Linked DNA regions of Homo sapiens: region 1 is linked to region 2. A link is a contact called in ENCODE Hi-C data. All regions are on one chromosome and are shown on one strand. The core of a region is the stretch at or near the end of the contact, and the rest is flanking DNA. Distances in the headings are between cores, read along the strand shown. Region 1 holds the start of CAPN5 (calpain 5). Region 2 holds the start of DHCR7 (7-dehydrocholesterol reductase).

What was found. Hi-C counts contacts between places; a loop is a spot of excess contacts on that map. Pooled maps may share reads with other maps.
Region 1: a loop to region 2 is called in a pooled map, with 6 times the contacts of the local background. The contact joins the promoter of CAPN5 here to the promoter of DHCR7 in region 2. A Hi-C loop is called at or near these places in 5 of 50 pooled maps.

What each region holds. Positions count from the first base shown.
Region 1 is chr11:77,064,314-77,069,187 of GRCh38, reverse strand. CAPN5 (calpain 5) reads right to left here and starts at 2,217. Exons shown (of 13, transcript NM_004055.5): 1 at 2,094-2,217. RefSeq lists a silencer at 2,012-2,701 and an enhancer at 2,558-3,058.
Region 2 is chr11:71,445,586-71,450,654 of GRCh38, reverse strand. It overlaps DHCR7 (7-dehydrocholesterol reductase), which reads left to right and starts at 2,262. Exons shown (of 9, transcript NM_001360.3): 1 at 2,262-2,365; 2 at 2,921-3,045. DHCR7-DT (DHCR7 divergent transcript) reads right to left here and starts at 2,127. Exons shown (of 2, transcript NR_186309.1): 1 at 1,770-2,127. RefSeq lists an enhancer at 1,729-2,230 and a silencer at 1,956-2,595.

The DNA of each region.
Region 1 (4,874 bases), core at 968-3,467, 5.6 Mb before region 2:
GACAGAAAAGGGAAGTTCTCCGCCTCAAGGTCATAGGCAAGTAGGAAGGTACAGAGATGGTCTCAGCCAAGAGAAAGAACAGACACATGATTTAGGCCCTGCAGGTAGGAGAGGGTGCCCACTGAGGGCGCAGGAGGCCTCCTGTTTGGGGACCAGGACTCCAGGGCTGATCTGACAGCCTGCCAGGAAAGCAGGCGCAGAAGCAGACAGAGACAGTGCTGGCCTGGGAGCAGTGTCCCAGATGTCACCCACAAAAACCCACAGGCATCTCACAACCACCCTGTCCAACAGTCAACTTACTCCCAACCTGCTCCACCCCCAATGGTGGTCCCCATCTCACAGAGGCAGCCCCACCTACCTTCCCCCAGCACTGGGACCCTGTGTAGCCCCTTAGCCCCTGGGCACCTCCTGCCCCCAGCACCCCTGCTCTGGGAAACTTTATCAGGGTCCCTCCTCCCCTGCCAAGCCTAGCCCTGGGTGGGGAGCAGAGGAGAGCAGAAGGGAGGGCCCTCTCCCTGCTTTGGCCTCCTCCTTATAGCCCTCAGTGGAAGCCCACCCACTACTGCAGCCAAAGGTGGCCCTTCTTGGACACACATCTGACCTATCTAATCCGCAATCCACCCCACCAGCATTCATTTTCACACTGCCAGGCCTTTACTCATGCTGTTCCTTGGGGCTGCAATGACCTGCCTTTTCTTTTCTGCTTGGTGGATTTCAAGACCCAGCCCCAACGAATCTGCAAGTGAACTCATCCCCAGCTCCCGGGCACCCATCAGTCCCTGTCTTGTGCTCCCAGCACTGGGTACAACTCTGGACAGGGCCTTATCTGTGGACCCACTGCCTGTCTTGTCAGAAGAGAGGCTCCTCAGGGCAAAGACCCCGCCTGAGCACCTCTGTGTGCTGGCAACTAGCCTGACCTGGCCTGCAGCAGCAGCTGGGCCCACCATACCCTGCCCAGGAGGCAAAGGCAGCCACACCACCCCACCCCCAGACCCTGGGGACAGGAGCAAGGACCAGCCCGAGGACCCTGGGAGGTGTCAATCCTTGCAAAACACAGTGGTTCCCCCAGCAGGCCTCAGACTCATTGAGTTGGCTGAGCCTCACCCGTAAGCCCCTCTCTTCCAAGAAGTCTGCCCAGATCTCTCTTTCCCCTGAGTCCTGGGATAGTCGCCCTCAGTACTTTTCTCTCTAAACCACAGGTGTAGGGAGAAGATTCTGGGATGAGAGCCAGGCGGACCCGGGTTCAAATTCTGGCTCAGCAATCCTGAGAGGGCAGCTGACTTCGCTTCTCTGTGCCCCACTCTTCTGATCTGTATGGAACTTGGGGGTGAATCCCACCACATGAAATGACTGGGAGAGAGAACGTCGCACCTGTTAATGATCTTTTGTCCTATTTCGCCTCTGGTCCCCTAGGCCAGTCTTCCGAGACCCCCAACGCAAAGGAACAGAGGTGGGAACTCTGAGGTCTGAGAAACAAAGATCCATTCCCTCCCAGACCACTCCCCCACACTCCCGCAACACACACACACACACACACACACACACACACACACACGTGCGCCCGCCCTGCAGTCAAGGAGAAAAGCCCCCTTTCAACCTGGGGAGTAGTGCCAAGAAGCGGATAGGCTGGGGCAGTAGGAGCCTCGGCCCTGCCCCTTCCCCAGGCCTGGGTGGTGGAGCACCCAGAAGGGGTTGGTGGATTGCAGGGATGAAAGGGGGGTTAAGCAGGGAAGAGAAGGGGGGAACTGTAAGGAAGATGAGAGGAAGTGACAGTCTAGCCCCGGGTGTTAGGCGCTTCCAGCGCGTCCGCACTAGGAAAACGACTCGGAGACACCCAGAGGGAGGTGAAAAAAAGACTCCTCGCCGGGGGTGGGGGTGGGGACGAGCCGAGGGGGCCCAGGCGGATGCTCCAGGACCCCGCCCCCCAGCCAGCGCTCACTTCCTTTCCCCCCGGGCCCGCGGGAGGTGCAGCCCCCTCCACTGATTCGTGGTCCCGGAGCAATCACTGGCCCGCGCTGCACCCGCACACACCCCCCCGAAACACACACACACACACACACAGAAGCACACGCCTCCCTCCGCCCGCCTCCTACCGGCCGAGCCGCCGCGGGTCCAGCCGGGCTCCCGGGATGCAGGGCACGGCGCGGGCGCTGGAGCGGAGGCTGCAGCCGCCCGGCGCAGCAGCCTCGGGCTCTGGCCGGAGATCCAGCTGGGACTGGCCTGCGGCGGGGGCTGGCGCTCGCATTCCCCGGGTTCGGCCAGCTGGGCCCGGCTCCGCCCCGCCCCGCCCGCGGCCTCCGCCCATTTGCCCGTTGCGAGCCGGAGGCGTGGTCTCCCGTGGGGCGGGGTGGGCGGCCCGGTGGCCGGGTGCGCCCATGCGCACTGGTGCGGTGGGCGGCCGCTCAGAGGAGCGGTCTCATTCCAGCCCCTGTGTTGAACGCGGACTTGGGGCCCCTAGCGGCACCCACCGCCTCTACCGGCTCGGTCGGGCCCTCGTTCTCTCTCCTTCCCAGCCTATCTGTCTGCGGTTGGTGCGCATCCCCATGGGCAGCCTCCCAAGGGCTGGCTGCACCGTGAGGGATCGGGCCGGGGCTGGGGTTCAGCCCCCACAGGGCGGGCCGGGGCCGCGGCTGACTTGGGGCCGGCGTGTAGTACCGAGGACCCGCAAGGGCCAGGGTGCCTGCCAGAACCAGGACTTGGTGGGCGGCGCCCCTCCCTTTCCGGGCTCCACCTTCACATCCATCCCAAGTGTTCGGATGGAGAAGTGGGAGCCCAGGCCCCTGTGAGCAGCAGAGGGCCTCTGTCAGATGGGAAAACTGACCCCGGCCCGTGTTGAGGACTTAATCCCGTGCTGCCATGGGCTCCCGGGCTCGGGCTCATGTTTGACTCTCTGTCCGTGACTGGCTACCGGAATGCCCTGGGATGGCACGGAGCCTGCATTTCCTGATCTGTAAAACGGGGACTATAATCTCTACCCACCCCAGGCCGCTTGGGGAATCCGATAGAGAAGGTTTAGGAGTGACTAGTTCTTGCCTACAGTAGGAGCTCAGGGGTGCCACCACCCCCCGCCCTGAGGCAGCAGGACAGACGCCCATCTGATCTGATGAGCCCATCGGCCCACTCGCTGGTGGAGCGTCTCAGGCCCGTTCATTCTCCGCCTCCAATTTGTTTCGAAGTCTCAGTTAATGATTTCGTCAACCTCTTGTGTTACCGAAACAAACTTGGGTCCGCCCACCCAGTGCAGCAAAGCCAAACACTGACACCAGGATTTGCAGCGGCAGAAAGGGAGGCATTTATTGCAGGGTGCCAAGCAAGGAGAATAGGTCGGCTAATGCTTAAGACCCGTACTCCCCAATGGTTTACATGTAAGGCTTTTTAAAGGTGGGGAGACAGAGGTTATAGGCAAAGTCATAAATAAATACTCTGGAGCTATACATTGGCTTGGCCCAAAAAGGTGAGACATTTTGAGGCAGGGTCATAGGTGGATTCAGAGATTCTGTGATTTGCAATTGGCTTAGGAAGCAAGACTGTCTAAAAACCTGGGGTCCACAGATAGGAGAGTTAAGCATTGGCTTATGGGTGTGACTCTTTACAGAACCCTTGGGAAGAAATTTAAAGAACAGCCCTCAGTTTCCCCTTATCTGAGGCCTAAGTGACAGCTGTGAAAAACAATTCAGGGACATAGGTCAAGATGTTATCTTTAGTTTCTATAGGGAACCAGACATCTTGTGGCTCTAACTTATTTGGGTGGCCCTTGTTTGAAGCTTCAATTACCTTCTTGCTTGTCAAGGTGCTCATTTACTTCTCAAAGCTAGCTAGCTGCCTGAAATTCCCCCTGAAAAGACTCATGATTTTCCTTTATTTCCACTAAGAGGAGTCTCTGCCTCACCTCACTCTCAGTCACCTGGACTTCTCTAGCTTCTCCCCAACCTCCCTGCCTCTGTCCCAGGCCACCCAGATGCTTCTCCCTTAAGAGTAGCCCCAGCCCCCTCAGGAGCCTCCTATCCAACCAAAGAAGACTTTCACATATGCAGCTGAGACCCGCCACCCATAGAAGAGTGTTCTAAGACTGCACCCCATCTGACTCCCCCATCTCCCCTAACCTTATTCCATGCCCTGTACTGGGAGCAGCAGCTTCACCAGCCCTTCAAAAGTCACTTCAGGGGCTCTACTCTCCCCACCTGAAACCATGCCCGTGCTGATCTGTGGCCGTCTGAAGGACTCTTCCTTCCTCCCTGTGCTGCAGCATCCCAAAGCTCCCTTGCTCAGCATCCACCCCTCACCTATGGCCCTTCTCAGGCTGCGTCTCTCAGAGTTGCTGGTGGGGCCAAGGTTTCCCCTGCAAGGCCAAAGTTCCTGGAGGGCAGAGGCCAAGGGTCATTGTCAGGAAGACAGCAGCACTTGGTAGAGCCAAGTAGATCTGGGCTCCAGTCCTCACTCTGCCAGTTACTGGCTGTGTGATCTGGGCAGGTCCTCTATCCTTTTCCCTGTCTGTAAAATGGGCTTCTAGCTGGAGTGTGTGATGACCAGGTACAGGCAAGTCACGGGGATCGATAAAGGCCCGGTTGTGTAGGATACTGGGCAGCATTGTCTCTGGGCTGGGCAACTCCCATGTGTTCCAAGGTGGGGCTGGGGTTGTGTCTGAGAAGGCATGTTTGCCTCAGCCCACAAAACAGTGGGGTTCAGAGGATGCTCAGACCCCCTTCTGTATCTCAAAGCATTGGAGCCACAAGAGGGTATTGTGCAGTAGTTGCAAGCATGGGCTCTGCCTGGGCTCATATTAGCTGAGTGACCTCAGACAAGTGACCCAACCTCACTGTGCCAGTATCCTCTCCTATAAAGCCAGCATAGCAACAGTCGCACCATGGAGTTGT
Region 2 (5,069 bases), core at 1,013-3,512:
AATAACAAAAGGAAAAATGGAGACTTCTGGCAGAAACCACGGAGCCCCACTATCAATCATGGAGCACAGTGATATGTTGTCTTAAAAAAGAAAATTTTAGGACTCTTGAAATTTATTAGGTCAACTTGGGCAACAGAGCAAGATCCTGTCTTTAAATAAATAAATAAAAATAAATAAATTTATTATGTCAAGAGGGAAGTTAAGTCCTAGAAACTGGGTCACATAGCATGTTTGTAATTTTGTCTTTTAGATTATAGGCTGTTTTTCTTTATCATTCATGTTTTATAAATGACTAGGAGAGACCACAGACCAGGCCTGCTCCCCTTTTAATTACTGATCTTTATTATAGATTGTCTCTTATTATCCCGTACTTAGACCAGACTCCTACATCTTCAGTGTAAAATGTTAAATATACCTTCCACCTAAAAAAGACCACCTCAGCTGGTCAGATTATAACTTTATGCATAAAAAGATGTTAAAATTCTGTTAAACTTCCCTAAAATTTGTCTACATAAATGATCCCAAACATCTACAGTTCAAAATACTGATTTCCATTCTTTAAAATCTGTGCTTCCCAGGCAGCCTGTCCTCAAACTTTATACACTTAAATAAACTCTCTTTAAGCTAAATTCTGACCTGTTTGGTTATTTCAGGTTGACAGCCTTCTAACAAGATAAAACATGCTCTATGTAGTATATTATCCTGCCAAAAAAAGTGCATAGCCTGAATGCACAGTGTGGCTCCCTGATTAGATCCTGGGGTTTAAAAAAGGGCTGTAGGGCAGAGCTTCACACCTGTAGTCCCAGCACTGTAGGAGGCCACAGTGGGTGGATCGCTTGAGCCCAGGAGTTCGAGACCAGCTTGGGGAACATAGTGAGACCCCCCCCCCCACCCATCTCTACCAAAAAAAAAATAGCGTGTGGTGGTGTGCTCTTGTAGTCCCAGCTACTCAGGAGGGTGAGGGAAGAGAATCGCTTGAGCCCAGCAGTTCAAGGCTGCAGTGAGCTGTGATCGTGCCACTACACTCCAGCCTGTGTGACAGAGACCCCCGTCTTAACAAAGCAAAACAAAACAACAATAACAAAAGGGCTGTAAAGGGCATTATTGGGACAACCGCGGGAAACTGGAGATGGAAAATAGATAACAGCATTGAACTGATGTGGTCATTGTATTTTGGTAATATAGGAGGTTCTTGTTCTTAAGGAGTTGGATACCGAAGTATTTGGGAGGGGGGTATCACGGTATCTGCAGCTAATGGTGGGGGCTGAGTGGGGAGGAAAAAAGAAAAATACACATATATAAACACAGAGGGAGAGAAATGAAACGTGGCCAGCTGCTCACCCCTGCTGAACCTAGGAATCTGCGTGCTCACTTTACGTTCAACTTGTTTGTATGCTGAACATTTTTCAAAACAAAAAGGTGCAGGGAAAAAAGAAAACATGATGTCTCTCTGAGGGCCACAGAGACGTGGCAACCAGATCGCTCTGACAGTAAGGCCTGTTACCCGAGCTGTTGGGTGTGGGGTCAGCAGACACCTTCAGCTGCCCCCTCCTCCAGGGCTGCCTCGCCCCAGGTCATGCCCTCGCAACGTGGCCCGTGCGTCCGGCTCGCACTGTGGCTCAGCTTCTCCCTTTGCCCAGTCCTGCTGCTCCCTCCCCTCCCGTCCTCGCACAGGTGTGCCCCCCTAATAAGCAGGCCACCCAGACTCCATCTCGGGTCACTTTGGCGGTCTCCCAGCGGCGAGCCTTCCCTGACACCCATGTGTTTACCTGATCGTTTATGGAGGATCCTCTTCGCCCCGGGACGTGAGCCCTAGGACCAAGAACTGTGTCTGTTTTGCTCCTTGCGGTGCACCGGCGCCTGGACATACGCTCCATCAATGTGCGTCGCGAGCCGCTGAAGCCCCATTTGCCGAGGGGGAAACTGAGGCACGATGATCCAGGTGATGAGCCTGGCGCGTTCTCCGCGCGGCCCACGTGGCCACTCCGCCACGCCCCACCCCCAGCTGGTCAGCTGGGATCCCGAAGAAGCGCCAGAGGCTGCGCCCACCCACTAGGGCCCGGGCGGGCCGGTGGGGCGGCAGGGCGGGGCCTGGGCCGTCAATCTCGAGTCCGGCCGCTGCCGAATGGCGGGCGCGGTGGGCCCGGAGTCAGCTCAGGCTCCTCGACCAATCACGGGGCGCGGAGCCGCCGGGCGTGCAGGGTCCGCCTCCGATTGGCAGGCAATCGCTGACATCATCCGGGGGCGGGCGCCCCTGCCCTGCGGGTGACTCCGACCCCTGGCTAGAGGGTAGGCGGCGTGGAGCAGCGCGCGCAAGCGAGGCCAGGGGAAGGTGGGCGCAGGTGAGGGGCCGAGGTGTGCGCAGGTGAGTGGCCAAGGTGTGCGCAGGTGAGGCCAGGGGAAGGTGTGCGCAGTGGGGGGCGCTTGCCCAGGTGAGCAGGTGCCCACTCACAGGGCGAGGGTGGGGTCAGGGGTAGGGGGCGTGCGCGCAGGTGGGGAGAGGGTCCAGCTCACAGGCGAGGGGCCGCTGGGGCTCCGGGGAGGCGGGGCGGAGGCGTGGATAGTCCCCCTCCCCCACGAGCCGGCGTCTGAGGGATGCTCTGTCCCCGCGCTGTCTGGAGCTTCCCCGGGCGAAGGCTGCCTGGCTCCGGGGTCGGCTCCTGGCCCCATGCCGCGCTCCGCGGCGGCTCTTTCTCCTGCCCCACCTGTTGTTCGCCTCCCTCTTTGTCAGTGCTGAGCCAGGCACAGCAGCTTTGCGATGGGACTGGCTTGTCCGCCGTCCTCCCTGACATGCGGCTGTTGAAGCCCTGAGCACTGGACCTTCTGCCTCTTGCTTGACTCCTACTGTGGGCCTTGAGCTTCTGCCCTCTCCTGAAATGTCAGCTGCCTGCGGTCTTATTCATTTTTGTGTTCCTTGCAGGACTTTAGCCGGTTGAGAAGGATCAAGCAGGCATTTGGAGCACAGGTGTCTAGAAACTTTTAAGGGGCCGGTTCAAGAAGGAAAAGTTCCCTTCTGCTGTGAAACTATTTGGCAAGAGGCTGGAGGTAAGTGTATCTCAGTGCCCTGGATCGTGGGCGCAGGCTATGGCTTCACAGCGTTGAAAGTACAGACAGACTGGTCCACCAGCTCTCGAGTGCCAACGACTGTCTGTGCCTCTTATGAGTAAAATACAACATACCAGGGCACCTCCCCTTTGTCTGTTCCCAGCCGTCTATTGGGAAGGATGTTACTTAGATGTTTATTGCACAACTCAATGCTTGTGGCTAAAGAGCTGACTCCTGGGTGAATGAACTCTGTAATAAGCTAAAAGTACTTCTTTGGTCTTGTTTTAATCCCTTTTGACAACATTCTCCCAGTGGCTTTTTCACACTTTAGTTCTGAGGTTACACATCCCCTGACCCTTTTGCAATTTCCCAGTGTTTTACATAATTGATAATGTTGGTACCAGGCATTGTCCCCTTGTAGCTTATCCATGGCTTGGGGCAAGACGAATGCCACCCCATTCTACTTAGCCTTCCTGTAAGGCAAGTGTGCATGTGGGTGGTCTGGATTAACACCAGTCAGTGTGGGAACTAGGGATCGGAGGGAGTGGGGGCACTGAGCTGGTAAGTTTTGGCTGGGAAGAAACTAAGCTTGTATCTTACCTTGATGAGAGCCTGGGGGAGAGGAACTGTCTAAAGCAAGCCAGCTTGTCCAGGTGGCTGTGATCTTGAGATCAGACTCACTAGCGTGTCAGCTTTTCTCAGAAGTAGTTTTCTTTCATCCACTTTGATTTTACAGATATAAGGAGAGTGACTGGCACTCGCCAGGCTCTGTATTCAGTATTTGGGGCCGGAGAGAGACACGGTCTCTTCCTATCAAGAACTCTTCGTCTTGTTTTGTGCATCATAGGAACTGCATAAACTAACTTGTGTAAATTGAATGAAGTGCGGGTACTGAAGTTCTCACACTGCATAAGGAAAATGTCTTTCATCGTTGAAATTTTTTAAATGTGTGTGAATTTTTATTAAAGTAATTCATGCACACATTTTTTTAAAAATCAGTGTTAAAAGGCTTCAGAAGAAATACTCTCTACCACATCCCACATCCGACAGTCTTGCTTGCCAGCAGCAAACACTTTTCATTCTTTCAGCTACTTTTGTGTTGTTGTTTGTACCTACTTGTTTCTAAGTAATTTCCTTTTAGTACCCCTAACTTTGCAAATTCCCTTCTGTGCATACAATAGTCAATAAATAGTCAGAGTATACATTGTTATGACAAAATTACCATTATTCACTGTTGAGCCAAGTAAGGTCCTATAATAATGGCTTGGTTTCTTTTTTTCCTTCCTTATATGACTTTTTATTTTTCCTGGAGTTAACAGTTGCCTTCCTTTTTTTTTTTTTTTTTTTTTCATTTGGTAAGGTTTCTATGCATCTCTCATTCATTTTTTTCTGGATGCTCTAACCGAGCTGTCACATATATCAATAATTTTCCTACACATTCAGATGCAACAAAATTCATCATTTTCATTTCCTCTCTTTCCTAGCCATTCATCTTGTACCAATGTGGACTGGTTTCTGGTTAGTCCTGCTGCATAGCTGTCCTCTTGGGACTTGCCCCTGCCCTTTTGTGGACATGGCTTCAGCAGCTCTCTTGGGTCTCCAGTTTCCTGGATCCTATGTTGTTGTCCTTGAGTAATAGTTCACATAGGAGTAGAATTCTAGGTTGCAAAAAGTTTTCCTCAAAATTTTGAAGTTTTTCATCATTGTCTTCTAGAATCCAGCTTGCTGTTGAGAAATCTAAGCCTACTGTGATTTTTACTCCTGTTTTTTCTCTAAAAGCTTTCAAGAGCATCTTTTAAAAAATCTCAGATATTTTAAAGCTTCACAGTTATGAACTTGTTCTGGAAGTGGGGATGTCACTGCTTCCCCCAAATTATAACCATGTAGAGCAGCTGTGGGTACCTAGAGACATTCTGTGTTCTCTTCCCCTTTTTTTTGAAGGGTGATTATTGATGGTCCTACATGGGCCACTGTTCTAGGCCCTGGTAGTAGAACAATGAAGAGGACACACAATTCCTGCCCTT